Regions from separate parts of the Mus musculus genome. Here region 1 is linked to region 2. The links are chromatin loops, found by intact Hi-C in ENCODE. Cell type or tissue: left cerebral cortex. All regions are shown on one strand. Each heading gives the region's core, and the rest is flanking DNA. Links, peaks and the distances in the headings are about the cores only.

What was found. A loop is a pair of places that touch in the nucleus more often than their neighbours do. Peaks named below come from ENCODE experiments on the same cell type or tissue, not always from the same donor. Only the 100,000 strongest peaks of a DNase experiment are listed, where the experiment ranks them.
Region 1: it touches region 2 in a loop (5-fold over the local background); 5 of 42 quality-filtered maps call a loop at or near these places.

What each region holds. Positions count from the first base shown.
Region 1 is chr2:113,860,989-113,873,785 of GRCm38, forward strand. No RefSeq gene overlaps it. Among named protein-coding and RNA genes, the nearest start is that of Arhgap11a, 19 kb to the left of the region's middle. In left cerebral cortex, for the core only: a CTCF peak has its summit at 5,341 (motif pointing right); DNase peaks (open chromatin) are centred at 5,420 and 9,322.
Region 2 is chr2:114,089,375-114,102,171 of GRCm38, forward strand. It overlaps Aqr (aquarius), which reads right to left. Exons shown (of 35, transcript NM_009702.3): 35 at 11,787-12,355. The coding sequence ends at 12,065. Among named protein-coding and RNA genes, the nearest start is that of n-TDgtc2, 7.6 kb to the right of the region's middle. In left cerebral cortex, for the core only: no CTCF peak of the experiment used is centred there; DNase peaks (open chromatin) are centred at 2,363, 4,447, 5,655 and 6,168.

The DNA.
Region 1 (12,797 bases), core at 1,888-9,887, 230 kb before region 2:
ATCCAGCCCCAGTTAAATATTTTCTTATAAGAGTTGCCATGGTCATGATGTCTCTTCACAGCAATAGAAAGCCTAACTAAGACATGCTTTGAACTATTTTTGTGGGAAGAATATAGAAGCATTTGGTACATTGGGCTACAAAACCCATTGAATATGGAAGCAGAGACTAATGGGATATTTTAGTAGGAGCTTCCATAGTAATAATACTGAGTTAAATATGGACAGTCGCAGCACAGCTCATGAATTTTTAGAAAGGAATAAAGACTCTACCAGGGAAAGGTATAAGAGCTATTTCTATGACTATTTTGGCTAAGAATGTGTGTGTTCTGATGAGACTAGGGCTGAAGAAGCAGCTGTGGTTTTTAAAGGATCAGCATCACTAAAGTGAAAACTCCTGTGGTTCACTGAAACAGTGGGAAAGTATTCCCTTGGAGTCAGCACACAAAGGAAGACACAACTTCGGTCCAATTTGGGTTGGCTATATGTTCAGCTCCTAACAGAACCTAGAGATGTCCATACCATCCATGTGGTTCTGTTTTGACAGCATGAGAAAACAAGAGGTTATGGAGAGTGGGTGAGATTGGTACCATGTGACAGGATTAGAGGCCCTCTGCAGAAGCCCCTGAGAAGACATTTAATGGGGCTGTGAAGGTAAGGTTTCAGTTGCAGGGCAGATTCCAGGATCTATAGTTGACAGGACCATGGGATGTCTACCAAGAGAGGTGGAGGTATGTGGTACAATAGTCTAAACCTGAGAGAGAAGTTGTGTGTGCAGCAGATGACAGGGAAGGGTAGACTACTTAGCCCTTTGGAGCCAGGAAAATTACACTGTGAGCTCCAGATGATGGGCATGTCTTTCTTTGGTATGATTGGTTACTTGCTATACCTTTGTTTTTACATTTTTGGATAAAAATGTTTGTTCTGTGTAATTATATTTTGAAAGTATAAACTTGTTCTTTATTTTATATGGTATCATCGTTAAGAAAGTTTGGATTTTTAAAGTATTGGAGTTATGGCCCTCAGGCTTTTAAAATTGAATTGGTTTTGTTTGTTTGTTTGTTTGTTTGTTTGTTTGTTTGAGACAGGGTTTCTCTGTGTAGCCCTGGCTGTCTTGGAACTCACTCTGTAGGCCAGGGTGGCCTCGAACTCAGAAATCCACCTGTCTCTGCCTCCCAAGTGCTAGGATTAAAGGCATGCGCCACCACTGCCTGGCTGAATTGTATTTTATATTATTTTAAAAAATAAGGGGAGCTGCAGAGATGTCTCAGTAGTTAAGAGCACTGGCTGTTCTTCCAGAGATCCTGAGTTCAATTCCCAACAACCACATGGCATCTCACAACCATGTATAATGGAATCTTATGACCTCTTATGGCCTGCAGGCATTTATGCAGACAGTGCTATCATACACATAAAATAAAAATAATATTAAAAATAATTTTTAAAATTCTATATAAAAACAAAATATGAGATTTTGGAGACAATGTCAGAAGGTTATGACTTAAAGTAGAATGTTTGAGGCTGGAGAGCTAGCTCAGCAGTTAGGAGTGTATACAGCTTGACTTAATTACTTTTCTATTGTTGTGATAATACACCATGTCTAAGACAATGTATAAAAGAAAGTGTTTAACTGGAGAGTACATTTTCAGAAGGTTAGAGTTCATGATTGTAGAGCAAAGGCATGGCAGAAGGAGCATTTGAGAGCTTATATCTTGATCCACAGCTAGGAGGAAGACAGAAAACTAACTGGGAATGATACTGGCTGGCTTTTGAAAACACAAAAGTTTCCCCCAGCTATACATCTCCTTGAATAAGGCCACACTTCCTAATTCTTCTCAAATAGTTCTACCAACTGGGGACCAAATATTCAAACATGTGAGCCTGTGGGGCACATTCTCATTCAAACCCCTTGCAAAGAACCCTAGTTTGTTTCCTAGTGCCAACATCTCACAGCTCATAACCACCTATAATTCTAGCTCCAGAAAGATCTAATGTCTCTGGATTCCACAGGCACCTACTCTCTCTCTCTCTCTCTCTCTCTCTCTCTCTCTCTCTCTCTCACACACACACACACACACACACACACACACACACACACCCTTTTAAAAATATTGTTTGTGTGGTGGCTAGTTTACAGATTTGACACAATCTAGAATTACCAAGAAAGAGAATCTCAATGAGTCATTAACTTAGTGACAGGTTACCTAGATTTGATTTGCCTGTGGATCTACCCATGAGAGATTGTCTTGATTGCTATAATTAATGTAGGAAGACACCATTCCTGGATTTGGGGCCCTGGGCAGTGTATGAGCACTAAGTAAGCATGCATTCATTTCTCTTCAGTTGGGACAGTAGATATGATGTGACCAGCTTCTTTCCCTCTGACTTTCCTCAAGTGATGGACCGTAACCTAGCGTTGCAAACCCAAATAAACCCTTCCTACCCTGAGTTGCTTTTTGTCAGTGTATTATCTCAGAAATAGAAATGAAACCAGGACTCTGATCCAAAGCCTCCCTAGCAGTTTCCACTTAGCCCTTGCATAAGTAGTCTAGAGTTTTAAACTAATCTCCGAAACACAGCATGGATGATGTGTTCTTTGGGCTTTCCAAGAAGCAGATGCTAAGACAAACAGATGTACAAGAGAGCTATTAGAGGGAAGCACTTTAAAGTAGAAAGGGAAGATAGCAGGGGCCATCAGAGGGAACCTTTAGACCAAGACCCCCGTGAAAGGAGAACAGAACCTCAAATTACAGCATGCTGCTAAGAAAAACTGGACGAGCTGCTGGGAAGGTCCCCATCCAGTGCTACTTGGTAGAGGAGTCTAAATCGCCCAGGAATGAGCAGGTCATTGACTGCAGCAGTACAGACTATGAACACAATGATGGGCTCAAAAGTCAGCAACACGGACCTCTGTTGCTTATACTCTTAGAATTAGGAAATCAGAACAGGATATTTTGATGACCTTGGAGAGTGTTGTCAAACAACTGGGGCTAAAATTCCAGCTCTACCACTTAGTCATGGGTGATTTATAACTTCTGTAACTTTTTTTTTTTCTTTTGGTGTTTCAAGACAGGGTTTCTCTATTTAGCCCTGACTGTCCTAGAACTCAAACCATAGACAGGTTGGCCTTGAACTCAAAGAGATCTGCCTGCCTCTGCCTCTGAAATACCAGGATTAAAGGTGTGTGCCACCATCACCTAGCACCTGTGATTCTTAAAGTAAGTAAGATGGGCATTGTGTCACATGCCTTTAGGTACTTGGGTGACTGGCAGGGACATCACTGAATTTGAGCCTAGCCTGGGCTACAGAATGAGTTCTAGGACAGCCAGGGCTACAGACGCAACCCTGTCTTGGGAAAAAAAAATCCTTATAGGCAAGACAATCTACATCACTAAGTTATTAGGAGGGTTTCCCTCTCCCTCTCCCTCTCCCTCTCCCTCTCCCTCTCCCTCTCCCTCTCCCTCTCCCTCTCCCTCTCCCTCTTTCCCCCTCTCCCCCTCTCCTCCTCAATGCAACTCATGTTGTAGTCCCAACATTTTGTCTGGTATATCAAATGCCTCAATCGATGTTAAATATTTTTATGACATATTTTTGAAGTTGTATGAGATGCTGAAAGGAAGGAAAAGGCCTCCTTCACATGTGTTGCCCCCTGTTGACTCTTCTCAGCATCTTTCTTGAATGACCATCTCTTCTGCTGCTTGGATGCTGCTGAACTTCACCTCCAAGTGCTTAGCAACAGGGAAGAGGGTCCAAACTCAGGTCCTGTGATTATGCAGCAGACACATTATTCTTGTTTTACAAACTTTCCTGAAAATTCAAGGAAAGAAAAAAAGCTCTAATGGGACCAATGTTGAGATGTCTTCATTCTGGCCCAATGGTTAAGACGGGGCTATTTTTAAGGGATACCAGCCACCAGCTGCATGATTTTATGACATTAACTGACTCAAATTCATGAGCTAGTGTTCACTGACCATGCAGCAGAGATGACAAGCAGAAGTGACTATTAACTACAGATAGCAGCTTTACAACTCAGGAAGAAAGTAAGTAGAAATACATGAAGAGGCTGAGTGGCCATCTCCCATCTGTACTTCCACCAGAAAAGGCTCTGTATCCTTAGGCACATCGGTATAAAACAGGAAGGGGGCATGACTTGGAAATATTTCTAGGGAACAGTCTCTAGAAAGAGTTGTTCTTCTGCATAGCCTCAAAACTGCAAAAGTCTGTGATGTTTTTGTCTAGTCTCTGGCAAAATTTAAATTCTGTAACCATCTAAGAAGTTCCACCAAGGCACTAGGAGGTAAGGAGCAGCATATGTTCAACACAGCATGTCAGTTGTTAGTCCTCACTGCACACCTAGGAAGAGGCTGTTATCCCCACTTACAGACAAGAAAGCTAAAACTTGGAGAATAAAACTGTACATCCCAACACATTAAACCTTACGTCTGTGTTCAGTCTAATACACAGTTCTCTTTTTTTTCCGAGACAGAGTTTCTCTGTATAGCCCTGGCTGTTCTGGAACTCACTCTTTAGACCAGGCTGGTCTCAAACTTAGAAATCTGCCTGCCTCTGTCTCCCAAGTGCTGCGATTAAAGGCGTGTGCCACCACTGCTCAACTAATACAGAATTCTTATTGGTAAAGTTCCAGTTATTCCTGTGAGGACATACTAACCTTGGTTGCTAAGTCACCTTGCCTGACTATAGGAAATCTCCCTGAGGAAAAGTATCCCTCAGTAAAGTCCAATTTCCCGTAATAGGCTGGTTAGTTTTAGGATCACTTTCTTCATATTGTCCTGAGAGGTGAGATGCTTAAATGTCCCAACTGCTTTATTTTTTTCAAAGGAGGAGATTGATGTCATCATGGAGAAAAGAGGAAAAGCCTTGTGGAAAGAAATGACAATGTCAAAAGATACGGAAATTCACTTTAGAATCATTTGAAGCTGCCCACATGATTCCAACTGCTTCTTAGGAGAATAAGTTATGGATTTCATGGTGTGGATACCTATCACATGGCATTGTTATAAGAGGGAGCAAATGTAAGAATGGTTTGTATTGTGAATAGCCAAGAAAGTGAGCTATTTTAACTTGTAAATAAATTAATTTTATAATTATTATTTTGTGTCCAAATACACTTCACATTGTACCAAGCTCCATTCTTTTGAGCATGTATCTCATATTGTTGGGGCAGGGTGTACTGAAAAGATACCTAAAGATCGACCAATGACCTCTTCTAATTAATAGTTTTATGAATTTTAAACTAAAATGGTACATTTAAAAAATAATTTTAAAGCAAAATTAATGCACATATCAATTTAATTTTACAGTAACTAAGAACTATACTAGACATCACCAGCAGAGGGGAGTAAGGGAACATAAAATAATTTTGGTTTCAGGTAATTTTAGTTCATGAGTAGGCTCAAAGCTCTCGACTCTATACTTATTTACTTAGCCAGAAGATCCATGGGAGTGCACTAAATTTGATTAATAATTCCACTTGTGATGGCAAGCAAAAGCTGTTCAGGTTAAAAGGATAGTGACTTGCATCAGAAGTTATAGAAGAAGAGGAGAATGAATAATGGTGTAAACTTTTTCCAAGTCATTTCTCAATTCTCTAAGTAACCCAAGAACTCTTGGGTTCATGATCCTCCAGTCTCATGAGTGCCTGGGTTTCAGGGGTGCTTTAGCAGCCTAGATCCCTAGGGACTCTTTTATGGTCTTGACTCTAATGTTCTAAAGCAGATTCTATCCTCTTTTCTCTAGCAGTAGAACATGATGTGGCCTGTAGCAGATGAGACAGTTTCGCCATAGCATCATTGTAGTGACTTTTAAAGTTTCCTGAGCTTGTCTTCTGGAATGGGCATAGGCACCACTTTTGTATTATGGGACAAATAACTTGATACATTCATACATTCACTGAGATAAATATCATGGAGCTAAATACATATTTTGTATTATGGGATATATCATTCTATTATAAAAATGGCCAAACTTATAGAAGGGAGAAAGAGAAAGCAAAATATGGAGTTGCATTAGTTACTTCCAGTGAGGCGACTGTGGTAGATTTTACTAGAGACTGATGAGTGGTTTGTTAGCCCAGCCATCAATGGACCCAGATTCTGTTTTGATGGTGAATCCTATTAGTAATGCCTAGGAGAGTTCTTCTATTTCTTTTGGTTTGCTTAAATGGGAGATAATTTTTACATATGATTTGATGGCATTCACATAACAATAAAAGAATGGATATATAGGGGTCTGGGTTTGTTGTCAATGTGACACATCTGGGAAAAAGAAGACCCTGTGGAAGAACTGCTTCCAATAACTGGCCAGTGAGAAAGTCTGTGAGACATTTTCTGATTGCTGATTAATGTAAGAGACCCAGCCACTGTAGGAAGCTCCACCCTTAGGAGTTTGGACCTAGGTTGTGCAAGAAAGAGAGCTGAATATGAACCAGAAGCAAGTCACCAAGCAGCCTTCCTCTTGGTATTGCTCTAACTTCTGCCTCCAGGTTCCTGCCTTGAGTTCCTACTTTGGCTTCCCCACTGGATGGGCAGGTAGCTTGTAAGCCAGATAAACCCTGTTCTCTCCCAAACTGCTTTTGGGACGTGTTTTTATCACAGAAACAGAGAGCAAATTAGAAAAACGGGCAATAAGTTTTGCATGTCTATTGTTATTTTAGTAGTGGGGATAAATCTAAATCTATTTTTCCTCTTCTTCCTGAGAATTAAGGAACTTGCTGTAAAGTGCAAAGAGAAATGATTCCATGTGTGTATAGAGGTGTATGCTCAAAACACTTATCCTCAGCTCTTTCCCCTGAAGGAGGCACCCTCTTTTTACAGAGATGTTTCCAGGTGCACAGATAAGCCCATCCATTTTTCATTTCAGGATCTTATTTCAATTTTTCATCTATTTTTTTCCATTCCAATTTTTTTCTTCTCAATTGGTTCTTTTCTTATCCTAAAAAAAAAAAAAAAAAAAAAGTACTCATCTCAGAAAAGCAACCAACCAAAGAACAGCAAAAAAGAAATACAAGAGAAAACCTTTCTTAAGTTCTTAATCTACCCTATTCCACCCACTGGATTCATACATAATCCTTGCAAGAGTGTCCCTTAGCCATGGCGTTCTGGTCCTCGCTGTCCCTGGGTCACTGTAGTCTGGGTCTCATGGTCATTAGTACACTGTAAATGTTCTTGCTGAGGAGACAGCAATGTGGGAGACAAGCTGGCTGGCTGGTTTTCAGCCTTTATTGCACTGCCCTGGCTAGCTGACAGTGCCTCCCTCTTGGATGTCTCCTAGTTGTTTCCTATGTCACTCATGCTGTAAGGACTCCGATTCCCTGGGGTTTTGTCTCCATTCCCCTCCCACCCTGCGTGCTCACCCTGAATGATGCCATTCACCAGTATGGCTTTCCTTTCTTATCACAGTGCGTTCAGCTCTGTATTGCCCTGGTTCAGATCTTACTGGGGTGCTCCAAGTCCACCTTACTTACTGTGTCTCCATGAACAGTTCCCTTGGCTTGATATATAGGTTTTCTCCATGCTCCTTGATCTCCTCCTCAGCGTCTTGGTGTCTACCCCTCAGCAGCCTGCTTGTTCTTCTTCCTGTTTTTTTTTTTTTCATATCAGTTGATGCCATCACCTCCAGTTCACTCTTAAAATTCTTAGTCATCCTAAGTGCAGCCCAGCAATGCCTTTTGAAGCTAATCATGGATTAACATCTCTTGTTGTTCAATTTGTAAGAACAATTGAGACTTGGGAGTTCTTCTTCTTAGATCTTTACGCCATTTCAGACCAGCACCGCCATGTCCTCTGCCATACTCTTTCATGTCTGTGTCACATTCTATCACACATCCTATGCAGAGCTTTGGAAATCACTACTGACAAATAAGCCCCAGGAGGGGATGGTATCACTCACACAGTGGGAGGAGAGAATGAGGACAGAGCCTGGGCCTTTCTGTGTCTATAGGACATAATTGGCATCTCTTGAACTTGAGCTGGGGAGGGGTGATAGAGAGGCTCAGGGGGTAGGATACTTACTATGTAACTATGAGGCTCTGAGTATGAGTCGGCACACCCACATAAAAGTCAGGCATGGCCGTTTGTTCTTATAATTCTAACATTGGTGGAGTGGAGACAGGAGGATCCAATGAAACTATGTGCCAGCCAACCAGGCCCAAACACTGGGATTCAGGTTCAATCTGGGGCAAGAGATACTGTCTTAAGGGAATAAGGCAGAGAGCAATGGAGGAGGGCACCTGATTCCTTCTCTGGTCTCCATATATTCTGTGTATGCATACTTTTCATATGTATACACACACATACACACACACACACACACACACTTTACACACAAAGAATAGAATTGTCTTATAGGTGCATATGAAAATGTACACAGCCATATCCACACATGTAAATGACTTTTGAGGCTCATAAAGTAGTTTTGATTCAGGTTTTGGCATACTAAAATAATATGGGTAAAATTAAATAATTTCATAAAAAGTTCATTTGAAAAAAATGTTTGTCAAGAAGAAACTTGAGATGAGATTTCAAAATGTCTTGATTGATCTTCACTGCCTTTAAAAAAATTAAAATAACTCTCCAGTCATTCAAAAAGAAAGCCTCAGGCAGCGCAGATTCTTTGGTCTTTAGCAATCCTTTACAATAGGAAGCATCTCAAAGTACCCCAGAAGGGTTTTAGAAATTTCCTGCATACTTCTATGTCTCCCTCGGAAGACATAAACACTAGAGGTGAAACGGAATTCAGGGTTCTTTTTAATTGTTTCCTACCCTCATTTGGCTCATGTCTGTCATTGAACCTCTGGGGCTACTCCAATATAAAAGGTTCTTAACCACTGAAATGGAGCAGTAGATTCCAAGCTGTGAAACTGACAAGAAGAAGAGGCAGGCGAATTGCCACTTGCCTGGGGGGGGGGGGATAGAAATCCCCTGCCACGGTATGTTTTGCCTCTGAATCTGCAGCCAGGGGCTCAGCACAGCCCCCCAGACCTGCCTCAGCATCTCTCCCTAGTCTACAAGAAGTACATCTCTGCTAGTCTGAGCCCTGCCATTTCTGAGTTGCCTTGGAGCTATACATCATTAACTCAATCTGTGTTGCCCTGAAATGCTCAAAATAAAAATAGCATCTGTGAGCCCACTTCCTTAGATCCCTGCTCTTTCGCATAAAGATTTCATTCTTCCTTGAGCTACTGTTGCTTTCTAACCATGTCTCCATTACTGTTGCTCTCCCACAATTCCATTTTTCAACCAGTTCTGTCAGCAGGCTTACTGGGGAGAAGCAGAAATTCTCTTTCTCTCTGTGTAGAAGCAGGAAGTGGGGACAAGCAGGCCTACCAAAGTGTGGGAGTTCCCTTTCTGGTCACACATATGTTTATGCAGATGGTACCAAATAAAAGTGCATTTCTTGCCAGACCTGATAGCTCACACCTTTAATCCCAGTACTCAGGAGGCAGATGCACACAGTACTCTGTGAGATCAAGTCCAACCTGGTTGATTTTGAGTATGTTTGTTTGTGGAACAAAGAGAGAATGTAGAACCAAAACAACTTAAGGGAGAAAGCCTTGAGCTGGACTGATGGAGCCATAGTATCGGATAGCTACCAGGTGGGCCTCATGTCTCAAAGGACTCTAAACAGTATGGTAGCTGGGGACCAAGTATTCAAAAATATCAGCCTGAGGGGAATAGCCCCTGGTCAATACGTGACAGTTCTCCTCTGGCCACTAATAATCTCTTAGCCTTTTCAATGTGCCAAATTATTCAGTCCAACTTCAGGAGTCCCCAAAGTCTTACCAGTCCCAACACTGCTCAAAAGGGCAAGTCTCTATCTGGATTCTAGGAAAGCTCTGAGCTGTGAATTCCTATAAAATATGACAACAAATTACGTTGTCCTTTTTCTTTTAATTTTTTTCTGAGAAAGTTTCTCTGTGTGATTCTGAGCGTCCTGGAACTCACTCTGTAGACCAGGCTGGCCTCAAACTCAGAGATTCATCTGCCTCTGCCTGCCAAGCGCTGGGATCAAAGGCGTGTGCCACCACTGCCCGGCCACATACTTTTATATATGATGACACTTGGATATTTCCATTCCAGAAGTGAGGAATGGAGTCATAGCAAGAAAAGATCAGACCGGTCCAAGACTGAGACTTAGCACAACAAACATTAAATTTTGTACCTCCTTGACCTATATTAGGGCTCGTGGTGGCATCATCTAGGTCAATGGTTCTCAAGCTTCCTAATGCTGTGACCCTTTAATACAGTTCCTCATGTTGTGCTGATTCACATTACATGATTTTCATTTGCTACTTTGTAACTGTAATTTTGCCACTGTTATGAATCATAATGTAAATGTCTGTGTTTTCTGATGGTCTTGGGAAATTCCTGTGAAAGAGTTGGGGTCAGGACCCACAGGTTGACAACTGCTTAGTTAGGCCAAAACAGGTTTGGGGAATTGGACTTCTAGGGCTTTGTTGGCTACAAGATATAACATGTTCCACTTACTGCCTACAGCTTCTCTTAGCAGATATAGCACATCCCTGACATGTCCCTCATCAGGAAGTCTCCACTGCTATTCAGCCTTCACAAAAACTTCATACTCTACTCAGATACACCATAGATTTACCCAGGTCATCAGGGGCACCTTATAGGTCATCTGACCCTAGGGTGTTGTCTTTCTCAGGAACCTTAGTATAAACATTGATTATCGAGTCCACACCTGCAAAATCAACACCAAATGGATAATGCTAGGCTTGGCTGCTAGCTTCACACAGCTCATCCCCTTTTACTACTGTCACAGTGGCCTCTGAGTGTCTACACAGAAATAAAACAAAATAAAACAAAACACTTCCCCCGGTAGCCCTGTTCAAGTGTGACATCCCGAAGGTTCTGTCTTCTTACAAGGAAAGATCTCTCAAGTGAGTTTGCATTCTTAGGTTCTGTGGGCTTCGAAAAGTGGCATCTTTCCTTTAAAGCACCTTCCCTGTTGTCCCAGGGTGAAGTGCACACACTAATCTCTCTCTCTCCACTTCCACATTGTCAGTGCTTCCTTGCTCACAGCTTTAAACGCACTCAGGTGCTCTCAAACCTCACTGGTTTAACATTAGTCTCTTCCATTTTCTCCATTTTCACTGCAGAGGGGCTAAAAGCAAGCAGTAGCAAACATGCCCAGCCCCAATGTTAGGCTATTCTGAAAAATTTCTCCACCAAACAAAGGGGTCCATTACTTTTTAATTCAACCTCACAACTTGTCAGGACATGGGCGACATGTAGCTGATCTCTTGTCAGAATGTAACACAGTCTTTAGTGCAGCTTTCTCTGCTTTCTCTTTTTCCTGTGCCAAGGAATTCCAAGCTATTCCCCACTTTCTCTCCTATCAGATTTGGTGTATCTGGTTTTATGTTGGTTCTTCCATATATTTGGAGCTGAGTTTTGTGCATAGTGCTAAGTATGGATCTAGTTGGAATCTTCTTCATGCAGCCACAGCCAGCTTGACCAGCTCCATTTACTGAACATGCTTTTTTTTTTCCCTCAGTGTGTATTTCTGTCTTTTTCATCAAAAATCAGGTGTTCATATGCATGTAGATTTATGTCTGGGTTTTCAACTTGATCCCATTGATTGACACATCTGTTCCATTTCCATACTGTTCTTGCCACTATAGCTCTGTAGTACAACTTGAAATCAAAGATGGTGATACCTCAGTTGTCTTTATTTTTTAAATTCAGAATTTTTTATTTTAGCTATCCTGAGTTTTTTATGTTTCCATATTTAGCTGAAAATTGTCCTTTCAAGATCTGTGAAGAATTGTGTTGGAATTTCGATGGGGATTTCATTGAATCTGTAGATTGCTTTTGGTAGGATGGCCATTTTTACTATATTAATCCTAACAATGCATGAGCATGGCAGGTTTTTCCACCTTCTGAGATCTTCTTCAATTTCTTTTTTCAAAGACTTGCAGTTTTTACCATACAAGACTTTCACTTGTTTGCTTATATTCACCCCAAGGTATTTGACACTATTGTTGAAAGTGTTTTTTTCCAGACTTTTTTTTCTCAGTTCATTTGTCATATGTATAAAGGAGGGCTACTGATTTTTGTGAGTTGGTTTTGTATCCAGCTACTTCACTAAAGTTTTGTAGTATCAGAGTTTCCTGGTAGAACTTTTAGGGTCACTTATGTACACTATAAGTTATCCACAAATAACAATACTTTGACTTTTTCCTTTCCAATTTATATCCCCTTTAGCTGTCTTATTGCTCTAGCTAAGACTTCAAGTAGTGTATTGAGTTGATATGATGAGAATGGACAACTTTGTCTTATTCCTGATGTTAGAGGAATTGCTATGAGTTTCTCTCCATTAAATGTGTTTGTGGCTATAGGCTTGCTGCCATTGCCTATATTGTATTTAGGTATGCCCCTAATCTCTCCAGGACTTTTGAAGGGGTGTTGAATCTTAACAAATGTCTTTCCTGCATCTTACCTGATGGTCATGTGGTTGGTCTTTTAATTTGTTTATATGGTGGATTACATTTATCGATTTATATAAATTAATCCATCTCTTAATCTCTGAAATGAAATAGTGGGTATTTCTTATTGCTTTTGGATTTGTCTTATAAGCATTTTATTAAGAAATTTTACATCTATATTCATAAAGAAAATTGGTCTGTAATTCTCTGTTGGATTTTTATCTGGTTTGGATATCAGGATAACTCTACCTCATAAAAAGAACTATACAATGTTCTTTCTGTTTTTATTTTGTGGGAAAATTGGAGGAATATTGGCATTGACTCTTCTTTGAAG
Region 2 (12,797 bases), core at 2,079-10,078:
TGCCAATTGTGTTCTGCCCTTGTGATTGAACACCTTACTCATGATTCATCTTAACCCTTGTGGTATAAATTGCCAGATGCTCTGAATAAAGTTGGCTATTGCATGAGATGCTATTAATATGTCTTATTTTTAGGCCCCACTCCCTCAGGTTTATGCCACTAACTAGAGTGGTAAACAGTTAGGGTGAAGAGTACGGCAGCCTTCAGGTAGACACTGGAGCAGTAGCTGAAAGGTACATCCTGATCCATACACAGAGAGTAAAATGCTTGGGTTGGTGTGGGCTTTTGAAATCTTAAACCCCACCTCCAGTAACATAGTTCTTTGGATAAAGACCACACCTACTCCTTCTAATTCAGCGGTTCTCAACCTTCCTAATGCTACAACTCTTTAATATAGTTCCTCATGTTGTGGTGACCTCACATGAAGTGAAAGGGTCATTCAGTTCCTCCCCAAAGGGTCACTACCCACAGGTTGAGAAATGCAGCTCTAATCTTAAATAACGCTCTACTCCTATGTCACATGTCCCAGAACTAGTGCCACCACCACCTCATTCGTAGACCTTGGTGTGTAGGACACTGCCTCCCCCTCCCTGACACCATGTTCTGTCTGGTTTTGCTCTGACATGATGCCACTTGACATTTTGCATTGCCTACTGGGACCAACTCTTGGCACTTTTCCTGGTCCTCAGTGATGCCTGCAGTCTGTCCCTGTACCTAGGAACAATCAGCTCATTCAGCCTTGTTTGAGGCCTAGGGCATTGTCCATGTGTTGAGCAACACAGTTCCAGAGTGGAAATGGACTTTAGTCTCTAGGTTGTGGGTCCTTGGCTAAGAAAACAAGCATGAATAGCTTCTACTGAACCATCAAACTTTAGCGTTCTCATGGAAATATCACTGCTGAATTTTTAAAATAAAATGAATCTTTCATGGGAAATTGTCTACAAAAGAATTAGAGCTTTCCTGAAAGGCTAAAAAGAAAAGAAAAAAAAAAGGAAAGAAACGATGGGTTGTCTAACTGCATGTAACACAAGTTATATGCAGCTGTTAGAATTATCTATCGTTAAATTCAAATTTGCTCTCACAGTCCCGCCAGCCACAATTTCAGTTGCATGTGTGGACATGAGGCAGCATACACAGAATTCCATCTTTGCCAGGTTTTCCTGTGTACAAGTGCTGGACAATGGAAGTCACTGAGCATGTATAGAGAAGAAAGATACAGGCAGATATGGGACTGGCTCCCATGGTAATGTAGAGGGGAATACCAGAGAGGAAAACATGCTAAGTCAACTGAGCTTGCGGACTGAGGAAGAGGTCACAAGTTTGATAAAGAACTCAGAACATTCAGAGGAGAACTGGACTATAGGATACTGTCAGAAAAAAAAAAAAGATACCCCTCAGTTTATATATGTGTCCAGTTTTCTGGCCTCCTCTCCAGCTTCTATCTCCTATATTCCTTTGAATGTCCTGGGCCAAGTCTTGAATCAGGACCTACACTGCTGCCCACTCATAGTATACTCCTTTTCCCTGCTTGCTCACTGGGGCCTTCCCTTGACAGCATAAGTGATGAGGAGATGGGGAAGAGTGGCTACCCTCAAAGCTAGTGTTGAGGGCATGCTTGTACTGGTTAGCTCTAGTCAACTTGACATAAACTAGCTAGGCCTGGGAAGAAGGAATCTCAGTTGAGCAATTGCTTCTAGTCAGACTGAGCTGTGGACATGTCTGTTAGGATAGTTTCTGGATTGCTAATGGACGGAGGAGGGCCCAGGACACAGTGAGCATCGCCACTTCCAGGCAGGTGGGCCCGAGCTATGTAAGACAGATGGCTGAATGTGTAAGCCTGCGAGTAGAATTCCTCTGTGGTCTCATTTAGTTCCTGCCCCCAGGTTCCTGCCTAGGCTTCCCTTCATGGTGGACCTATATACCAACCATACCCTTTCCTCTCCAAGTTACCTTTGGTCAGGATTTTATCACACCAATAGAGAAACAAACCAAGACAATGCCATAGGTGGACTCTCTAGTGCTTATGTTTTTACATGATCTGTTATGAATTGGTGATACTGCCATATTGCACCAGCCCCCAATAAGCAATAGACGTAGGAGATGACTAAAGCAATTTTTGAAGTACATTCAGTAAGGAAGGGGTGACCAGAAAAATTCTTTGTGACTAGGTTTAACTTACTCAGAAAATTAAGTAGACCAAACGTCGCATCCTTTCACCCTCTGGTTGGTTAGGAATCGTAATGCTACTGTATAATGTGAAAATTTTCAAACAGAACTAAACCGAGGTCTATAAATACACATGATTAAGGCTTCAAATATAGCAGCGCTTTCTTTTCACTGGGCTATTTCTGTGTGGTGATTGCCTGGTTTGATATGCAATTTCAGAATACAAGTGGTTTTTCTCCATAACTAATGGGCAAGTTGGCAGGGTGCTGCACGCCCGGGCCCTCTCTGAGAAGAAGTCTGTTAAACTGTGCTAAGTGTTCTCCTGAATTATATAAGCAGAGTAGACAAGAGATGCCTGTGCGACCACACATCCTATTAGGATGAAATAGTGTCTGCTTGGTTTGTTTCTCATTCTAGAAGGAGACTGGCCTTTCTGGTCATAAATCACACAATGGTCAGCCACAAGCCTGAGCCCAGGGCCTGTTGTATTCTAAATTAAATAGACCGTAGTGGAAATTAAGAATAAATGCCAACAGAGATTTCTCTGATTCTAGATTCACAAGCACTTTAAAATAAGGTTTAAATAAGAATGATGTGCATTCATTTATAATTACAGTGATTAAAATATAGAAGGCGTGGCTTCAATGGAATCATTGACTCTCATGAGCAAAGATGGTCCAAAGAGTCAGATGATCATCCATCCCATCCCACACAGAGAGGACTGATGACCATGTGGCAAGAGAAGGGGGTCCATCCCGTGCAACATTTGAATACAATGCCAGGCACCTATGTTTCTATAGACTGAAAAAAATAGAATGAACAGAATAAAAATACTGACAGGCCACCCAGGTACTAGAAATGCCAAAGAATGTGAAGAAAATAGATGACAAGATACAAGTGTCACCCAAGCATTAGAGTTTGCTAAAAAAACAAAAACAAAAAACAAAAACAAAAAACCCAAAGAACATCAATAAAAAAGCCAGAATGGGAATTATGGAGAATGAGTTATGTCATCACATAGAACAGAGCCAAAGGTGGGCAGCAATGTGTGTAAGACAGGTGTGTGAAGCATTGAGCAGCCAATAAAAACAGACCACATCTATAAGAAGCCAGGAAGAGGAGGTGCCAACTTTTCCAAGGAGAAACAGAGAAGGGATAAAAAATTGAAATGATGTTTTTCAGCACTCAAAGTATAACAACCAAGCCTATAGAATTCTAGATGCAGTGAAAACACTTTTCAACATCAAAGGTGAAAGGAAGACATCTCCAGAAATACAAAAACAGACAGTGTCAGGAGTATACGTGAGCCACAGGAAATAATGAAGGGATTTAATTCCTCATAGAGAAAATTGTTTCAGTCAGGTGCACAGAGTGTAGGAAGAAAAGAAGAGCAAGGAGTGTGGCAAATGCGTGGTTGGGAAATGAAAATTAACTCAGAAAGCAATAACAATAGTTACATTTTTAATTAAAACATGGACATTTTTGTAGAGATAACATTTATATGGATAGTAAGGGGGGGCGGGCCAATGCAGTCAGTTTTATAAGGACTTAGCATTATCTGGGAAGTGGAATGGGTAAGTCAAGAATGCCTCTAGTAGTCTTTGGGATAACTAGAAGAATATGTTAGCAGTGAGGCACGGAAAGGGGGAAATTAAAAAAGTACTTTATATATGCAAGGGGAACAAGGAAAGAGGAAAACCAGGGAACATTGAAATATTGAAAACACCTAAATATAGTAAAGTATTTACAGTTAAGTGACCTAATCTATTTGAAATATAAACACTGTCTGATGACACGGGCTGCTTTCAGAAGAAAACGCTTAAATATAAGGATACAGAATTATCCAAGGGAGTGTGAAAAGCTATGCCAGGGAGCACGTGAGCGAAGGAAAACTGGGAGAATTAAGTCAGCACTCAGTAAAGCACTGGAGGGAGACAAGAAACCTTGCAAGAGTTAAGTCCCCTTCCTGATTATAAACGCCACTCTAGTTGGAAAGGAATTGTGATTAGAAATCTGTACATATACATAATACATCCTTAAAACAAGGAGAGCAAAAAATGACAGAATTACAAAGAGAAACAGATGCTCTCATGACCACAGAGGACCTCTGAACGCGTTGCTTGCGCTTCCGCTTCCCCACGGTGGTGTGTGTGTGTGTGTATGAGCATGTGCATGTGTGTGTGTAACAGACAGCTGCTCTCCACCCAGGCATTTCTCACGAGGGCTGCATTTGTAGCAGGAAACCTAGAGGGATGAGGATATGCCTCCCTCGGGGACAGAGAGCAGACAGACTTGGTGCTGTGCTGTAAGAGCGGAGGGATTCCCATGTTTCTCACGATCCACTGTCCTCATTCCTGTAGGTCTAGGGAGTGAGAAGAACTGACTCAAACACTGATGCTCATGCTGCTCTGCTGTGAATGACACAGCACACTTTGCTGGTCACTTGGGAATCTTCTGCCTTCTGCCGGAAATGCAGTATTTATTAGCTGAAGAAGGGTATGCTGCTCATAATCCAAGCCCCAACAAAAGGACATGGGGAGGGTATCAAGACAGCAGGGGAAAGGCAAATATGGTGTAAGTGTATTACTATATGACAAGAAACATTTAAAATAAAGGCAGAATACAAAGTAGCAGAAGAAGCCTATCTATTCATTAGGAAGAGACGATACTTTTATAGTTCTATGATTCCAACAATAGCTACAGAATGCTCAACACAAATATATAATCATACTGGGATTTAAAATGTACACACTTTTTTGGGGACAGGGAAATGGCTCAGTTAGTAAAGTACTTTTCTGATGGAGCTTGCTGGGAATGGTGTGGGCTTTTGAAATCCCAAAGCTAACTACCACTAACATACCTCCTCCAACAGGGCCATAACCCTAAGACTTTCCAAACAGTTCCACGCGCTGTGTAGCCAAGCATTCAAATATGAGCCTATGAGGGTCATTCTCACTCAAACCACACCTCTACAGGCACACATGTGAACATCCTCTCATGAACATGTGTAAGCACAAACATACAAACGTGCATATCTTAAAAAGGGTTATTCATAAACCTCAATTGCTGGGAGTGACACATAGGAGTTTTATGTGTTGCATTTTTCTTGTATCTACAGTGACATATGAAAATCATATTGAAATGTAAAGAACAGTGTCTAGAACTTTCTTCAGAATTCTTTAGTGTGTGTGTGTGTGTGTGTGTGTGTGTGTGTTGTGTGTGTGTGTGTGTGTGTGTGTGTGACTGTATGAGTTCATGAGCATCATTTGCATGCCGGTGACCCTGGAGGCCAGAAGAGGGCATCAGATGCCCTGGAGCTGGAGTTCTAGGAAGTTGTGAGCTGCCATGTGATCTGCAAGAGCAGGAAGCATTCCTAACTGCTGAGCCATCTGTGTAGCCCCTGAATTCTTTTTAAGCAAGTTCATTGTGGCCATCTATTTTCATCACTCAAAGTCAGTATTTGGTCCTTTTCCTATGGGAAATGATCCAAAAAACCACAGAGAAACTAGAAGATGAAAACACAGATGCCATTTTCAGCAACACCAGAAAAGAGCTAACATCTGTAGACTCCAAAAGAAGCAAGAAGAGTTGTCAGAAGCTGGGATGTAGCACAGGGTTTCAGGAGCACAAGAGAAGCTTGGAGATGAGGTTGAGACATGGAGACAAGAGGAGTAGGCTCAAGGCATCAGATGTCAGAAGAGCCAGAAAACACATGCCTGCTGCAAACGTGGGCTACCCTATTCAGTGCTTGGACCAGACAGGTCTCCTACACTCCTTTTGATTCTAATCAGTAGCGAGGCTGAAAACTAAATGGAGCTACACATGCGTAAGTCATTCGTCCAGGAAATTGTGGCTACAGAGGTCTTTATCTAGTGTCTTCTACGGTTGCCTTCCAGGAACTATCTAGGAAGAGCCAATCTCCTCCAAAGTTGAGTGATTCAAAAAGGAAGAAGTTGAGTGGGAGACAGATTGGCAGCAGCAGCTTCAGAACTTATTTTTGTAGCTGAGAAAGATCATCTTGCTGAGAATTGTTTTAGAAAGCTCTTGGGAGCTTTAAGGCACACTGACATACTTTTCAGCCAGCACACACAGGCGTTGGGTTTGAGACTGAATGCTGACTGTCGGCTGAACCAGTAAACCTACAAGGGTAGATGAAACCATAGATCTCAGTGAGTGCTAAGGGCCTCCTTACTAGAACTCACATTCAGTTTGTTTTGTAACCTGCTCTGCCACTGCTTAAACAGACCATGACTTCTACATAATTAATTAGCATGTTGGAAGCACCGAGGAAGGCTTAGTAGGGTTTCTGCCCATTATGTGCGGCTCATGTCTGTTTCAAACCAAAACAAACACTAATTTGGCACTCACCTATTAGTATAAACACTATTTAATCAGACCATCTTTTCTACAGGTGCTTTATTTCCTTCTGGTCTTTGTAACCCAGGCTCCTCTGGGATGCTAACCCTGACAGCAAAGCTTTAGTCCTGTCGACTTACGTGCAAAGCTTGAGTGCTGCCTCTTCTACTTGGAATTGTCTCAAGCAAGCGCATCTATACTGGGGTATTTGCCTAGATCTCAAGTTAATTGTGCTGCCCTAAAAGCAAATCACTCAAGGCCTTGGGCTTCTTATTTACAAACCACTGGGGTTGCTTCTGCCATTGTTGCCTGACACACACAGGCAGCTCCAAAGAGAAACCTCTATCATCTTAGCTTAGATTGCAAGACAAAGGAAGTATGGTGTAAAGTCAGTCGGAGAAGTGAATCATGAGAGGAGTTATCAACCACAAGACTTCAGCATGTCATGCTATGTGTTAAAAATCCTTATGGAAGGAAATTATATGAATCTCCATCAATTTTCTTTGGGCTAAACCCTACTAGTTGAATAATTAATTCTTACATTTTTGAAATTTAAACTTTTTAAGGAAAAAGGAACGAAGTTGGTAACACGAGCTTTTACTGTATGGTAGGAATTAGGAGGAAAGGGGTGGTGTGAAAATTTGGAGCTCCAAATTAAAATGTAAACAGACGCCATGGCACATAGGCTAAATTTTCATTACAACTGCACATTCAGGATGCTGCTAGTAATGCCATATGACACTCAATGATATTGGATTATAACATTTTACACAAACCATTTCACCTCAGACTTCCTCACTGAAAAATATATTTGGGTTTTATTATCTAATGGGAGAGTATGAGCTCATACTGATATAGAGATAACGGTTCCCAAGCCATAGATTGAGGAAGTAGCTATATAAGGTAGCTTATTAAAGAAACAAAAGCAGAACTCCTCTGCTCTAATCTCAAGCTTGAGAAATGCTAGGCTTGAAGAAGTTAAATATGATTCTTTATAGCAGGTCTTCTCTGAACCTATAATTAGCTACTAATGCATTGTGATTCTGTAAAGGGGGAATAATTAATTTTGATGCCCGAGTGAGTTTGACCATGGAACACGCTGTTCATAGTATTATTTAAGGGTAGCATTTTCTGAGAAATAGTGGGATCAGATATCACTGTATATATTGGGCATGGAAATAAATAAGGCAAACAGCAGAGAGCCGAGTAAAGTTGACACACCAGCAGCCTTCACCATGGTGTGATCTGAGGCTCGTTCTGGAAGACTGAGCTAAGGGTTTCTTCTGAGGAAGGAAAACTAGAGCATCCAAAGCTCCTAGATCCACTTAATTAAAACCCTTCTGGGATGCTAACGAGCACCAGTGGATGAAAAGTCTCACATGTCTTCATTTCCATCCTCAGCTTCAGCACAGCTCCAGTTCCATTCTCCTTAAACATCTATTAACATGATTGCTTCATAATTACCAAGGCTAACCACCAAACACTTTGCCAGGAAGCATGGCACTGTTATCTTTAAGTGCTCTTCTGGCTTGTGCAAAATGGTCAGTATTAGTAATTTTTTAAAAATCTTTTTCTATGCTCTTAATTGAACAAACATCTCTAAAAATACTATGTAGATGAGTACAAGATAAGAAGAAAATAGCACATGAAAGTCACAAATCAAAGCAAATGAACAATAAATCCACTCCAAGGGTAGGACCATACATTGTCTTTAGACTTAGAATCTACAGTAATTACCCAGACCAAAAGCTCCATATATCAGAAGTATGGTGGGACCTATTGACTTCTTTCTGGTCATACTCTGCTACTAGAATTTTAGTTTCAGGTCATGTTATGATGGACTCACTGTTGTATGTAGTCAGTAGCCATGTCTCTGATGAGTCTCAAAGGTCAACTGTCACCATGTGTCTGCCTTATCATCCAACCGCAGCGCTGTGCTCCACGGACAGGAATTCAGATACTAGCAGCAGCCAGAGCTTAACTGGCAACAGCCCACAAGTCACAATGCTTTTGGAGAACTCGAGTCCATTTACCAAGTGAGTGGCACTTACCAAGCATATAGGTTACCAGATAGTTTTATATTCAGTATACAAAACCAAACAGAAACTCCTGAACAATTTTTTCATGGTTTGGTAGATTTAAAACAAAAAACAAACAAAACAAAACAAAACAAAACAAAACAAAACAAAACAAAATCAGGGCTTAGAGAGATTATATTTGCCTAAGGTCAGGTCAATGTCTAATAAACAACTAGGTAAAATCTGACTCTGTTCTCAATGAGTCCAGTCTGTCTTACATGACCCATGTTTGCTATAATCATAAACTAACTACTTTTTATAGATTGAAAATGAGCCATTTATAGTGTTTCAGTATCCAGTAAAACATCTCGACTTTTATCATCACACTAACTTAGAAACCCTGGTAACGTTTAGATCTTTTCAGCCATTTGCCCAAATCAATCGGAGCCTTTATTCTCTGCTGTCATAAAGAACTTTTGTAACTCAGAATTTGGTGAGGAAAAAAAAACAAAACAAAACGAAAAACAGATTACTATGTTAACTGCTCAGTTTCGTGATCACTCTCTGGGCACACATATTCCAGGTCTCTTTTTAAAAGTAGATTCCCAAGCCATGACAAGTTCAAATCTGACACATGGTCTGGAGAGATGGGGGAACACCGATCTCATGTCTGCCCCAACTCCAAACCAAACCGGAACCCCAGAGTTTGTGCAGTAATCGCTCATGCATTCTCATTTTAGAACATAAGCAAAACACATCTTTAGGATTTGAACGTGGATCTATCTAACCACTCTCTTCAAGTAGGCCTCCCAATGCTGTTTAGTCATTCTTAGAGAGAGGGAAAGAGAGGGGAGGGGCAAAGGCAAATCTCTTTCAATTGCTACTAAAATCCCCCTGTTCGCTATCAACTCTATCTCTTTGACTTTCATGGTGAATGAATGATTTAAAATTGAAACCCCAGTTCCAATTCATCATCATCTTTTATTTCCTTTGACTAAATACTTAGCCAGTGTCCACCTTGCTTTGATTTTTAGTATGATATAAAGAGCCAGAAAACAACTCCCCCACACATACAAACAAAAACAAAAAGAAAAAAACGCCCAAACCCCCAAAACCAAGCAAACCAACCATGGTCACGCAGGCAGACAATGACAGTCCAGACCTGGGCTTGTTTCATTGCTGGTATCTTAATTCCTATCTAGTAACAGGTGGCGGGAAAGAATCTTTTCCAGGAAACCCCCGTAATGCAGCAAAGCTGCTTTCCTTCTTGCAGAGCCTGCTACTGTATATTCAAAATGAAAATAATTCTGTGAGTGCAGCTCCTCACACACATGCCCTCACCTGTTTCAAACTCTTGTATCAGAGGAATTACGTAACCGACTATCTGGCTTGATCCTCACTCTGATAAGAAAATAGGTCAGGGCTTTATGTTGGGCATTTCCGTCCCTTCATCCTCTCCACACTCAACATTTATACAAGTGTTCTGGTGCACACTGTGGGCTGAGAGTGGCTCCTGTAGCCTGGGAGCTGAACAGATATTTATTCAACATATAGTTGACTTGAGTTTTTGGGTTATGAGTCCACCATTTCTTGGCACTGCCAGGATTAGAGGGATCTCAGTGTGGTTCTGTCTTTAAAGGTCCTTTGGATAAGGTGAAGTCTATAGGGAGAGGCACTAGAGGGGAGACACTATGTGAATGTTTCCCACTACAACTCTGGCAGATCAAGAAGGAGGAATAATAGCAGCCATTCCTGCTTCCCATGGATACATGCGCAGCCCTGTCTTCCACTCCCGCCACCATGCCCAGGGTCCTCATCAGAAGAGGTCGCTTGTCAGAAAACATTAGCTCCGTTCATTGTTAATTCCAGCACCACAGCGACATTCACAAGGACAGACAGTAATCTGTGCAGAGAGCCTCTCAAGCCACGAAGTGCTGGAGCCAACAGGGGACCCAGTTGCTTTGTAGATTTAGATGAACAGAGAGCCTGAACTTCTACTTCTCTAAACAACTTCAGAACACCACTACAGCTGCTGGCTGGATGCCTACACTTCTGTAACAAAGTCCTAAGGCATCTGTCCATTTGACCAACAAAGTTCAACAGGGCACAGAACTCAGAAGGCTGCATTAGCAGGCTTCCACTGCACATAGGAGCCAGGTTCAATCACTATCACACCCAGACTTGGGTGCTGCAACAGTCTTCGCTTTCAGCTGGATGGTGAACCCTAGTTGTTTCACTAGTCTTATCTGATAACTGTGGCGTGGAGAACCTGCCCTATGTCTAAGGTTCTACTTCCTCAGGTCTCAAGTGGGCCCTACCAATACACAAGACTCCAACGAAGAAATAGACATGTCCAACCTTTTGACATTGTAACAAAGTTCTTTCTTAAGAACACCACAAATGCGCTAAAGTGGCTTAGGGGTTAAGAGTATTGGTGGCCAGGGTTCAATTTGCAGCACCCTCATGGGGGCTAACAAGCATCTGTTAACTCCAGTTCCTGGGAATTTGATAGCCTCTTCTGACTTCTATGCATGTGGTACACAGACATACATGCAAGCAAACCCCCATATACATAGAAAATGAAGCTAAGCAATTCTTAAAAAGCACATACTTTTTAAAAACTGCAAAACACTTGAAAATTTTATTGGGCTGTATAAGTGCCGTCCTTGGCTGCACGCTGCCCATGGGTCACATGTACATGGGTGACTAAATCACTTTCAGATCCAGAGGAAAAAACATGAGCAGGCTCTTGGATAGATTGCAAAGGGCTTTCCCCTGTGGCTCTTTATGTCCTTACAGAAAGAAAGGGGGGAGGGGAGGCCACTAGGCTTGAGAAGCTGACAGGGTGGGTGGAGAAAAGGTGGCGCTCCCCACCTGGAACGCTGAGAGTAAATTCTAGTGTCTTATGGATGGTGCCCCCCCAACCTGGAACGCTGAGAGTTAATTCTAGTGTCTTATGGATGGTGCCCCCCACCTGGAACACTGAGAGTAAATTCTAGTGTCTTATGCCCCTTTTTGTAGAGAAGTTTACTAGACGTGAAGTATATCACGGATGAAGCTCGCTGTAAGCGCTTGCTTGGGTCTGATCCTCAGCAGAGCATACGATCGAGTTTGGCAGAGTGCATGCAATCGCAGCAGTAGTGAGGAGGGAGCAGGAGGTTAGGAGTTTGAAGTCATCTTGAGCTGCACAGGGAGTTCAAGGCCAGTTTGAGCTACATGAAACCCCGAAAAGAAAAAAGGGCAAGTATGCCTTACATGTTTGATAGAAAATGATTTTAATGCAGGGATTACCTCAGATACATTCAGCAATCAAAATTATTTTCTCTTCTGAATGAACAAATGAAACTAGAGTTATTTTTAATATTTACAAATAAAAAATATACAAAATAAGGAAACCAGCTAAAAACCATAAGTACTGAAATTAGCTGGTGTTATTAAAGTCATACAGTAACTAAGTATGAAATTCAAAAGGTAACCTCACTTAGAGTTTATAAATGGAATGTCCCAGGCTGTGCTGCAGATAGGCTACTCGGTCTCTGTGGGGACAGACTCTGCATCTTGTGGGGTGGCAGCTTCTGCTGCTGCAGAGACAGGCTCAGCTGCAGTAGCAATGTCACACGGGGCAGAGGTGTCTTCTGTCTGACTGGAGCAGTCAGGCTGAGCGGCTGGGGTCTCTTGACTCAGGCTGGCATCCGCTGGACTGGGTGTGAGGTTACCTTGAGCAGACACGGTTTCTTCTTCTGCTTCCATTTCTGTTTCTTGGCTCTGACCTTCCTCACCTTCTTCCACCATGGCAGGTGGCAGTTGTAAGAAAGTCTAATAAAAAAATACAGATGAATGTGAGAGTCAAGAACACTGGCTCTCGAAGCTGATCAGGCTCTCATATTACACCACGCTGTGAACACACTGCTTGTGCTACAGTTTTCCAAACACTGCTATCCATCTTATAGGACCAATTTGGCACCTTTGAAACGATGACCTTGGTTCTGCTTATGCCAAAGACTATGCCTACAAGTCACAAATCAATAAAAACCCACATGAAAAGTTATGAGTTTTAAAGGAATTTTTGGTAGGGCTTCCAAGAAAGTGCAGTCGTTGGTTAGGATCAACTGCCACATCAGCACAAGGTTCACCTTCACTGAGGCAGCTGTGAGGAGAGCCAATCTTAAGACCAGGACATGGCGGGGAAGGAGGGGAGCTCAGGCCTCCAGTTGTTCTCAATGCCTTGACAGCCTGGGGCAGAGCCATAGCTTCTTTC